Linked DNA regions of Homo sapiens: region 2 is linked to region 1. A link is a contact called in ENCODE Hi-C data. All regions are on one chromosome and are shown on one strand. Each heading gives the region's core, a stretch centred on a gene start or an enhancer-like site at or near the end of the contact. The rest is flanking DNA. Distances are from core to core; before and after follow the strand shown.

Evidence for each region. A loop is a pair of places that touch in the nucleus more often than their neighbours do.
Region 2: a loop to region 1 is called in a map of endothelial cell of umbilical vein, with 4 times the contacts of the local background. The contact joins the enhancer-like site here to the promoter of LINC01879 in region 1. A Hi-C loop is called at or near these places in 3 of 168 maps with a recorded cell type or tissue (DLD1, endothelial cell of umbilical vein and pancreas).

What each region holds. Positions count from the first base shown.
Region 1 is chr18:76,688,308-76,693,535 of GRCh38, reverse strand. It overlaps LINC01879 (long intergenic non-protein coding RNA 1879), which reads right to left and starts at 3,507. Exons shown (of 2, transcript NR_122073.1): 1 at 1,563-3,507; 2 at 1-292. RefSeq lists an enhancer at 5,124-5,228.
Region 2 is chr18:76,737,440-76,742,539 of GRCh38, reverse strand. No RefSeq gene overlaps it. Among named protein-coding and RNA genes, the nearest start is that of LINC01879, 50 kb to the right of the region's middle. Within about 2 kb of position 1,964, at least 3 of the 41 ENCODE cell types and tissues checked have a DNase peak (open chromatin) inside an H3K27ac peak, as active enhancers do.

The sequences.
Region 1 (5,228 bases), core at 2,258-4,757:
TATTTTGAAATGTTAATGATTACGTGTGGAAGGTGGCTTTAGATACTTAGTGAAATGGGTGACTGGCCATCTATAATGTCTTCGGCTCTCACAAAGTGATGAGGATGAATGAGATAATTAATATTTATAAAGTCCTTTAATATCCTGCAGAAAAGGCTGTTGCGTCAGATAATAGAGTACACCACGGCTCAGTCTTCTGTCTCTCCTCGGACGGGACCCAAGCAGCCTCTTTCTGATGGTCTCTTGAAAGATCACCCATGTATCTCCTGAGGAGTAAGTGTGGTCTTTGTTTCTGTAAACAAGAACACATTGATCGGTGATATGGTTTTGCTGTGTCCACACCCATATCTCATCTTGAATTGCCACGTGTTGTGGGAGGTAATTGAATCATGGAGGCAGGTCTCTCCCGTGCTGTTCTCATGAGAGCGAGTAAGTCTCATGAGATCTGATGGTCATTAGAAGGGGGCATTTCCCTGCACAAGCTCTCTTTGCCTGCTGCCATCCATATAAGATGTGACTTGCTCCTGCCTGCCTTCGGCCACGATTGTGAGGCTTCCTAGCCACATGGAACTGTGAGTCCAATTAAACCTCTTTCTTTTGTAAATTGCCCAGTCTCGAGTATGTCTTTATCAGCAGCATAAAAATGGACTAATACAATTGGAGAAAGACATTACATCTTTTTTTCCCTTAAATTTTATAAATCCAAACAAGAACTATTTTTTACCTTCTGAAACTACATTTGTACTTGGATAGATGTTTTTATTGAACTATCAGCCTTGAATAAACTGTGTCTCAACCCGGCTTTACCAACCTTGACACAATAGGAATTTATAATTAAGCGGAAATAATTAGCATAGATTAAAATGGAAATTAACTTAGACCAGGTGGGTGTCATTAGAATCAAAAGGAAACAGGGATATTTCCACTATGTGGCTTCCATTCTCCTACTTCTAGGTGCCAACATCCAAGCAGCAATTCCCAGAGCCTGGAATTTATACAAAGATCCTAATCTATACCTAGACATGGAATTCACTGGTATTCTAGCTAAAGAACCAGCTAGAATGAAAAGAACACATTGTAATGAAAAGACCATGTCTGAGAATGGCTTTACCCTCTGGTGAAATGCACCCTGATCTTTGTGGGTGAGCACCTTCTTGTTCTTCAGTCTTTGGTGACTAAAGATTCTACAAGGCTTATAAGGTCTACAGGGGCTGGTGAGTGAATAACAGGCATCTACAGACCAACTTAGTGTGTTAGTATCATCTTTTTTTACCCTGGGAAAAGGAAAAGGAAAAACTTATTTTTTCCACTTAGACTCATCACAAGTCTTAGCACATTTGAAAACATTCCAACGACAAAAATGGTCGTTTCAGAGCATGAAGCCATTGGGTCCCAAGTTTGTCAGCTTCTCTGCTTCCTCATTATTCCAATGATCAAACAGCAACCGCTCTGCAAGCTTCTCTGTGCCCCTCCCCACCGCCGTTGTCCTGCAGATTCCCTTCTCCAAAATCACCAGTGTGTGATTTCCTTGGAATAAAAAGCAGATATATAAGGTTACTCACTTTTTCCTGATGTTGAAACTTGCCTCTCAGTCACGTCAGCCTGGCTTCATCCACTGTCAGTACTGTCTCTCCCGTTTTACTATTTTATGTGTATATTTTATGCTGTGAGAAAGGACACAACTATTTGTACCATAAGAAAGACTCTTGTCATGAGAAGAAAGCCCCCAAAATACTCTGTAAAACTGTACTTCTTATACTCCATTGTTGTTGTTGTGGGAGGGACGGTTTGTGACCAGGCTGAGAAATGTTTTCTCCAACGATTACATTCCCAAAACAATATAAACAATCTCAGAATTGAGGAGTGTTGCCTTCATTTAACATCAAGCACTCATGGTTTTCCAACTGTGGCTGTTCCACATCTCTGCAGGTAAAATCTAGGTCCATGAAAGATCTGGTTCTGGACTTCATTAGGGAAAGACATTTGTTATTAGATGGGGTCTCCTCCCTGGCAAGAGGCAAGTCTGAGAACCGGCAAGTCCCAAGCACTTCCTCACGACTGCTGGTGTTACAGTCTGTGTACAGGCGGTTGAAATTTTTAAAAAATCACTCAGGAAATATGCTTTTTGTTCTATCATGTCTTGATATCATCAGTGTAGGTAAAAGTACGCTTTTGAGCTGGGCACGGTGACATGCATCTATGTCCCAGCTAGTCTGGAGCTGAGGCAGAGGATTGCTTGAGCCCAGGAGTTCAAGTCCAGCCTGGGCAACATAATGAGACACCGTCTCAAAAAAAAAAAAAAAAAAAAAAAAAAAGAGTACGCGTTTGAAGAAGTCAAATTGTTAGCATAAGTGAGAAAATTACTCTTGCTGAGAAAGTCTGTGCCCAGGGCTGTGACGACTGATTGAACGTAGCTGCTTATGAGGCTGTGGCTGACCTAAGGAATGAGTAGATACGCTAAGCCCAGATCAGGTTAGAAGTAAACGACACAAGGTCATCTTTTGAGGGCAAACTGCTGAAAATAACTTGTCAATCAAATGTTTAAAATTGAAGCACTGGTTCCAGTCATTCAGGGCCAGCAGTAGGGCTGGCAAGACGTACTACTTCCCAATGTTTTGTTATTTGTGCCACAGCATCAGGGGCCCTTCATTCAGGAAACGTCTCTTGTGTGTTACATGCACAGAGTGAAGAAAGAATGACAAAAGCTCTGAGCTCCTGGAGTCAGGAAACTAGTGGAACAGGCCAACTTCACCCGGTGCAAATAATCCCACAAATCCGTGTCTCGCTGGAATGTGTGATGGGCACCATGAAGGAAAAGCCAAGGATGCTATAGAAGAGTAGGACAAGGGCACCCAGGTCCAACTGGGTGAGGGGAGCCAGGGAGGCCGCCCTGAGTCAGGAGCACCCCAGACATCACACTCTACCTGCCCATCCTTTCTTACTAGAGGTAACATCTGGTTCACTTGACGGCTGTCATCAAACAGGTGAAGTTTCCCCTGGAGTTAAACCTGCAGATCAGAGCACGGCCCAGGTGTAACTGGAGTGGAGGCAGCCAATGATTAAAGACAGAAATGAGAGACGAGATATTCCGTTTGCGTTGTTCATGTATTCCAACACCTCGTACAACGGGCTGATCACAGAGAGCGCTGTTGACATTCGGGACAAACAGTGTCACAGGCTGTGTTTTACTTGCTCTGAATAGAAATTCACTCATGGAAGAAAAACCTACTAAGGCCAACTTACATGAGCGGAGTGTCCTTGCGGTGCCTGAGCTGTGCTCAACTGAAGGTGTCCACGACATACTGAAGGAGCTCTTGTTGGTTTCTAAGGAAATGGAATTCAGAGCACCCATCTTCCATCCCTTTGTTTTATTTTCTGCTTTTTCCAACCTCTGTTTCCACCAAGCTTCGAGTTATCCAGTGTGGATATTCCAGGTAGCGGCAGCAGGTGGTGCTTTATGTGAATGAGCAGCTTTATCCAGCGTTTGTGTCTGATGCATCCGAAGCTGCAGTTAAGTCATCGTTTCCATCTGCATTCAGAGAGCATCCCATCAGGGTGGTGGTTGGGTAATTCCAACTTCTACCTTGAGAACTCCTGCTTAGCAGCTAGTTTTTGGAAGAGATTTGAGAGTCATTTTAACACAACCTTTCAAAATATTCCACTTTAAAGGTAGATTTTGTGGCACTAAACATGAATCAGCACTTTTGCATAATGACAGGATAAAAGTATGACTTCTGCAAGAAACACAAAACATTGACTTCCAGATTTAGCTGTTTATAACAAAACAGGCTCTCTTTGCTGTATGTCTTAGCTCCACTGCCGTTTCCACTTCTTCACAGGTGCCCATGTTCAATCCAGATTTCCTGAATTAGGTATTAGCACATTGCTAGATGCCCTCGGGTACAACATGCAGATCAGTGAAATAACACAGGGATTCCTAGATAGAACACGTTTCCTTTTCATGCGTGTTACTGCGAAGTGTGTTCTGGTTGAGATACATTTGGAATGCAATTCATCTCATTAGCATAAATCATAGCAGTTTTCGTTTCCTCAACTAGGTCTTTGTGCAATGTGAGCAAATGTGAAAATGACACGTGCACCTTAAAAAGTCTTTCAAAGATGAGCCCTTGGGGAGTGGCTTCACGTGGGGAGGAGGCGACCTGGAGAGGGTGGGCAGGAAGGCATTATTCAGCGTGTCAGTGGCGAGGGCTAATCTCCACACTGGGAAAACCACGAGGAGAGAGGGTTGGGTGGTGAGGAGCTCCGGAGTGCACGCACACACATGAATGGACAAGGCACCCAGGGAAGGGAACTATACCCTTGCTCATCATACCAGCCTGGGGCCCCAGCTGTCTCTGCTCACAGGGGCTAAGAGGTGGAACGGAGAGAAAGGAAGCAGACAGACAGGGACAGGAGCCTCAAGAAACCTTGACACCTTTGATTCCCAAATACGCCAGCCTCTCTCATTCACCCTCCGACCCACAGGCTTCACTCTCAGTCTCTTTTGGGAATTGTATTCCTCCCAGACATTGACCCCCTCCCTGAATATGGCTTCCCCTGGGCTTTGACAGGACCTTGCTGAATCTTTATGAAATGTCGGGTTTTCCATGCCATCCCTGCTGCAGGTGGACGGGTGCGGGGAGGTGGGGAGGAGTGGGGGCTCAGCAGCACCCCCGGCTGCTTCTGCTCCTCCTGCTGCCATGAGTGCAGCAGACACACTAGGAGGATGGCATTCTGGTTTTGGGGTGAGGGGAAGGCAGACAGACATTTCTATTCCCTGCTCTCTGTGAATGCAAACACAACACTGCATGGTTTTGCTCTCAGACCTCTAGGAGCTCAGGGAGCAGAATCCCCTCAGTAATGCCCCTTAAAACAGGGACTCAAGTAGATTATTCTCCCGGGGCTGCGGGACACTCCCACTCTTCACTTGACAAGAACACCAGCATTGGGCTGTGCCATGTGAGTCTTCCCTGAGAAATGTGCTGGACAGCTGGGGTCCTCACTTCCAGTCCAGTCCTTTTTCACGCCCATCAGCTCCTTCCTGCTTTGTTCAGCCATGGCTGCCCCAATTGAGTGCAGTGGCAGGCAGTATTTTCCTCCTGGGAATTGGCCAGTTCCCTTCTTAGGTAGCTGGTCTCTGGCACCTTCTAACCACTGAAAAGTCAGGAACGAAAGAGTTTCCGGACCTTGGTCATTTAGATAATGGTATGCTGTGCCCTCGGACAGGT
Region 2 (5,100 bases), core at 715-3,214, 51 kb before region 1:
ATCTCAAAAAAAAGAAAAAAAGAATGTGAGCTGAAATACGCAGTTTCTGGTATGTTGGTAAAATAACCTGTACTTCCCGTTTTGAAAGTTTCTTGATTGGAGATACATGTTCAAGTGTGTCCATGTAATGACGTGTGCATATATCATACAGCTTTTGTGACACATACTTGCTTCTTCAAAGTTCTTTTTGATTTGGCCTGGCGTGGTGGCTCACACCTGTAATCCCAGCACTTTGGGAGACCGAGGCAGGTGGATCACGAGGTCAGGAGTTCAAGACCAGCCTGGCCAAGATGGTGAAACCCCATCTCTACTAAAAATACAAAAATTAGCCTGGCGTGGTGGTGGGTGCCTGTAATCCCAGCTACTCGGGAGCCTGAGGCAGAGAATACTTGAACCCAGGAAGCGGAGGTTGCAGTGAGCCGAGATCACACCACTGCACTCCAGCCTGGGCGACAGAGCAAGACTGTCTCAAAAAAAAAAAAAAAAGTTCTTTTTGATTCATGGGAATTACTGGGAGTCTGTCATTAACATTTCAGCCATTCCTATTAGAGACTCCACCAATTAGCTGGAAATTTACAGCTTTCTCTTTCCACATCAAATTTTTCCAACCCAGTGAAAATAACTTTTTTTACTTTACTTTTCCACTTTTTTTTTTTTCACACAGGGTCTCGCTGCCTCACCCAGGCTGGAGTGCAGTGGCGCGATCTCGGCTCACTGCAACATCTGTCTTCCCGGGTTCAAGTGATTCTCCTGCCTCAGCCTCCCCAGTAGCTGGGATTACAGGTGCACGCCACCACAAACAGCTAATTTGTGTATTTTTAGTAGAGACAGGATTTCACCATGTTGGCCAGACCGTACCACTTTGATATCCCATTTGCCAGACTTGTTTTTGCAAACTTCTTTTCCATAGGAAGATGGTACTGTGGATGCGCCATCCAGGTGTGTGCCTGGAGGTGGTGAGGACATACTTGCTTTGATCTGTTTGTACTTGCTCCCCAGGCTTCTTGATGAAAGACCTGACACATCTCTTTGCTCGGGGCACATATCCTTAGATAAAGTGTCCAATAAAAGTGGAGATTCACAGTCTGACACACTATAATGTATTGATAAAAATAACAAAAGAGAACATTTGAAATTATGACTGCCTCAAAAAATATGGGACACAGGATCACAGTGCCCATAAGAAAATTCAGCCTGGGATCCTAGCCTTGTAAATTTCTCATTCTAAGCAGCCAAAAAACAGCAATTCGCTGACATCTTCCTTTTCATCTTGCTTTTTCTCTGTAGCAGTCAAGAATGGCCCAGATTGGCTGGGCACAGTGGCTCACACCTGTAATCCCAGCACTTTGGGAGCCAAGGTGGGTGGATGGCTTGAGGTCAGGAGTTCAAGACCAGCCTGGCCAACGAGGTGAAATTCTGTCTCTAAGAAAAATACAAAAATTAGACAGGCATGGTGGCACGCGCCTGTAGTTCCAGCTACTAGTAGGGAGGCTGAGGCGGGAGAACAACTTGAACCCGGGAAGTGGAGGTTGCAGTGAACTGAGATCGTGCCACTGCACTCCAGCCTGGGTGACAGAGTGAGACTGTGTCTCAAAAAAAAGAGAATGTCCCAGATTTATCACTATCGGAAGAGAAAGAAGAAGAGCAATGATAACAGAAACTATTTGCATTTATTTTATAACCATTTGCAAATAGTATTAATTATAATATTGTAATCACTTCATTACTAATTTTAAGAAAATATTCTGATTAAAGAAATCTAAAAGACACTGCCATTGGATTGGAAGGAAAGGGGTCTGTCATCCAAACAGATTATTCTGAATTTGCGATGCTTAAGTAGTGCTCTATCATTTCAACTTCAAGTGTCACAGGCTGTAAATGCTGCCAGCAGTTTGGATCCGATGCCTCCGAGGAGCTGGCCTTTCGAGAACATAATTTAAGCGTCAGGAAGATGTGGGTGGTGAGTCAGCGATGACTCAGGCAAGGAGGCACTCTCAGTCCTGCTGTACTGTACCTTCTTTGGGAACAGTCACTTGGCTTTTTCAATGTTTCTTCTTTATTTTCTTTTTTCTTTTTCTTTTTTTTTCTGAGATGGAGTCTCGCTCTGTCCCCCAGGCTGGAGTGCAGTGGCGCCATCTCAGCTCACTGCAACCTCCATCTCCTGGGTTCAAGTGATTCTCCTGCCTCAGCTTCCTGGGTAGCTGGGATTACAGGCAGGAGCCCCCACACCTGGCTAATTTTTGTATTTTAAGCAGAAACAGGGTTTCACCATGTTGGTCAGGCTGGTCTCAAACTCCTGACCTCAAGTGATCTGCCCACCTCGGTCTACCACTTCTTTATTTTCTAAGTGACCTTAGCATGAATCGTGGTGTGTGGTCTGCCTTCAAGTAGAGAAGCTTTTGATCATAATGAACAAAATGTCTCTTTAATGTCTCAAATGACCCTTTCAGATATCTGGCATGAGGTTAATTGGGGTATTCATTGGTTGCTGGAAGTGCCACTCTGCTCTGAGAGATGTTCTCCATCCAGATGGGACCCGGGAATGGAAAAAAAAAACACCCAGCCAGCCAAGGTGTGCACGTGGAGCCCCCTGTTCCCTGGTGCGTGTGTGAGTGTCCAGAGAACACCTCTGGGGTCCCCATCGGGAGACGTGAAGGCTCATCTCATGACTGTGCGCTGCATCCCCTCGGTCGGTCTCTGCTGGGTTCTCAACCTGGAGAGAAGCAAACCAGCCAGCCGGCTCCCGCCTCAACCTGGTTCAGGACTGCGCTGTCGGAACACCACCCTCGCGATGCTGTGTCTCCCTGTTCACACCTTCTCGCATGCTAGGACTTCACCCCACCAGACTCATGTGTGCCTTCTCTACGATGACAGGAAAAGAAAAGAACCTGAGCATCACGAGGGGCCAGGGGCTGCCCAAGCAATCTCCCTCTTTGCTCCCGTGTGGGCCACACAGCAGGAGCTTGTTAAAAATGCAGATTCTCAGGCCCACCCCAGATGTGCTGAGATGAGATCTGCACTTCCACAAGGTGTGCAGGTCATTTGTGGGCAGGTGGAAGTGAGAAGCACTGGGCTGGGCGACTGTCTCTGGCCTTGAGCTGTCTGGGGCGCTAAGCAGCGTTAAGAATGCAGGAGGCTGAAGCAGGTCTAAGTGTGAGTGTGAAAAAAAGGCAAATTGAGGAAAAGTATGATTGGAGAAGAAGGGAGGGAGGGAGGAAGGAAAGCAGCGAGGGAGGAAAGATGGGAGGAAGAAAGGGAGGGAGGGAGTACAGGAGGGAGGGAGGGAGTACAGGAGGGAGGGAGTACAGGAGGGAGGGAGTACAGGAGGGAGGGAGGGAGGGAGTACAGGAGGGAGGGAGGGAGTACAGGAGGGAGGGAGGGAGGGAGTACAGGAGGGAGGGAGGGAGTACAGGAGGGAGGGAGTACAGGAGGGAGGGAGGGAGTACAGGAGGGAGGGAGTACAGGAGGGAGGGAGGGAGGGAGGGAGGGAGGGAGGGAGTACAGGAGGGAGGGAGGGAGGGAGGGAGGGAGTACAGGAGGGAGGGAGGGAGTACAGGAGGGAGGGAGGGAGGGAGGAAGGAAGGAAAGAAGGGAGGGAGGGAGGGACAAAAGGAAGGAAGGGAGGGAGGAAAGGAAGGAAGGAAGAAAGGAAGGGAGGAAGGAAGGAAAGAAGGAACGAAGGAAGGAGAAGATATACAGGAAGATGAATGTGACTGAACGCTGAAGGGCTATGAACAAGGCTTAAGACTTTAGGTCCAAACAAAAGACACAATAGCACTAACTTGTCTTCAGGTTATTCAATCTAACATGGAACTCCAGGGCTCAATAACAGAGTTTCTCTTGACATGTGCGTACTTTGTGCCTCTTCGTAAGAATTTGGGACATTATCAGAACAATGGGCCATGACTCTGGGATTCTAATTGGTATTTTCAGAAGGTATACTTTTTCCTAATACAACTTCAGGTTCATAACCTTGTCTTTCTGTTTCCTTTGAATGCAAAGAAGGGGTTATGATATCTTAAAACCTTGTGTTGTATTTAGGAATATTGTTTCCCTCACTCCCTCACTCCAATATTCTGAGACGAAAGGAGCGGCTAGACGTCCACTGGGCGTCAGCCTCTCATTCACAGAGCTGCTCTGTCAACAGGCCTAGTATTTCCAAAGAATGCATTTTATCTTTTCAATGATATAAATTTTTAAAAATTATGAATTTAGGGCATTTTTTTGTGGCCACGCGTGACCAAACAACAAATGTTAGTAATTGGAAGAACCGTCAGAGTGCTTCTCTTTGTGGCTGTTTTTGGTATTAATAGTCGAATGCAGTTTACTTAGGGGAAATGTTGAAAACCCACTGAGGCCAAGGACTGTATTTCCTGCAATGCTGAACCTCCACCTCCCAGTGAGCATCTCTTAGCCAATGACAGGCACACAATAAGCACTTGATAAATGTTTCCTTAATGAATCTGCATGATATTTAGCCCCAAAAGTTGTCTTGTGCCTCAGTCAAGGAGAGGAAGCCTGAGGCCCCTGCATCACTGTGCTTGCTGCCTGAGCAGGGGCTCTACTGGGAGGCCCCCCCCAGGGCCTGGGGGTCCCCTTGTTTTCCTTGCTCGAGATATGCCCTGGGTTGAACACTCTCCCCCCAAATTCACACCACCTGGAGCCTTTGCATGTGACCTTCTTTGGAGATAGAGTCTCTTTAGATATGATCCAGTTAAGATGAGGTCATAGTAGATTAGGGTGTGGGCCCTAAATCCATGGACCACTTATGTCCTTAAAAGAAGGGGGACATTAGAACACAGACACAGAGAGGACCCTGAATGCCATGCAGAGATGGAGGCAGAGATCAGAAGGATGCAGCTAGAAGCCAAGGGGTGTCAAGAAGTGCCCAGAACTCCCAGAAACTGGGAGAGGCAGGAATCTATTGCAAATGAAGCCAGGCACCCAGGGGTGCAGATGTATCAGTCAGGGAGGCTCAGGCAAGGCACAGGATCCAAACAAGTTAGTCAAAGGCCCAGGCCCAGCACCCTTGACCCTTGGGAACAGCACCCACAGGAACAGTGTCTGACTCCCAGTGGAAATGCAATGATCCATTCTATC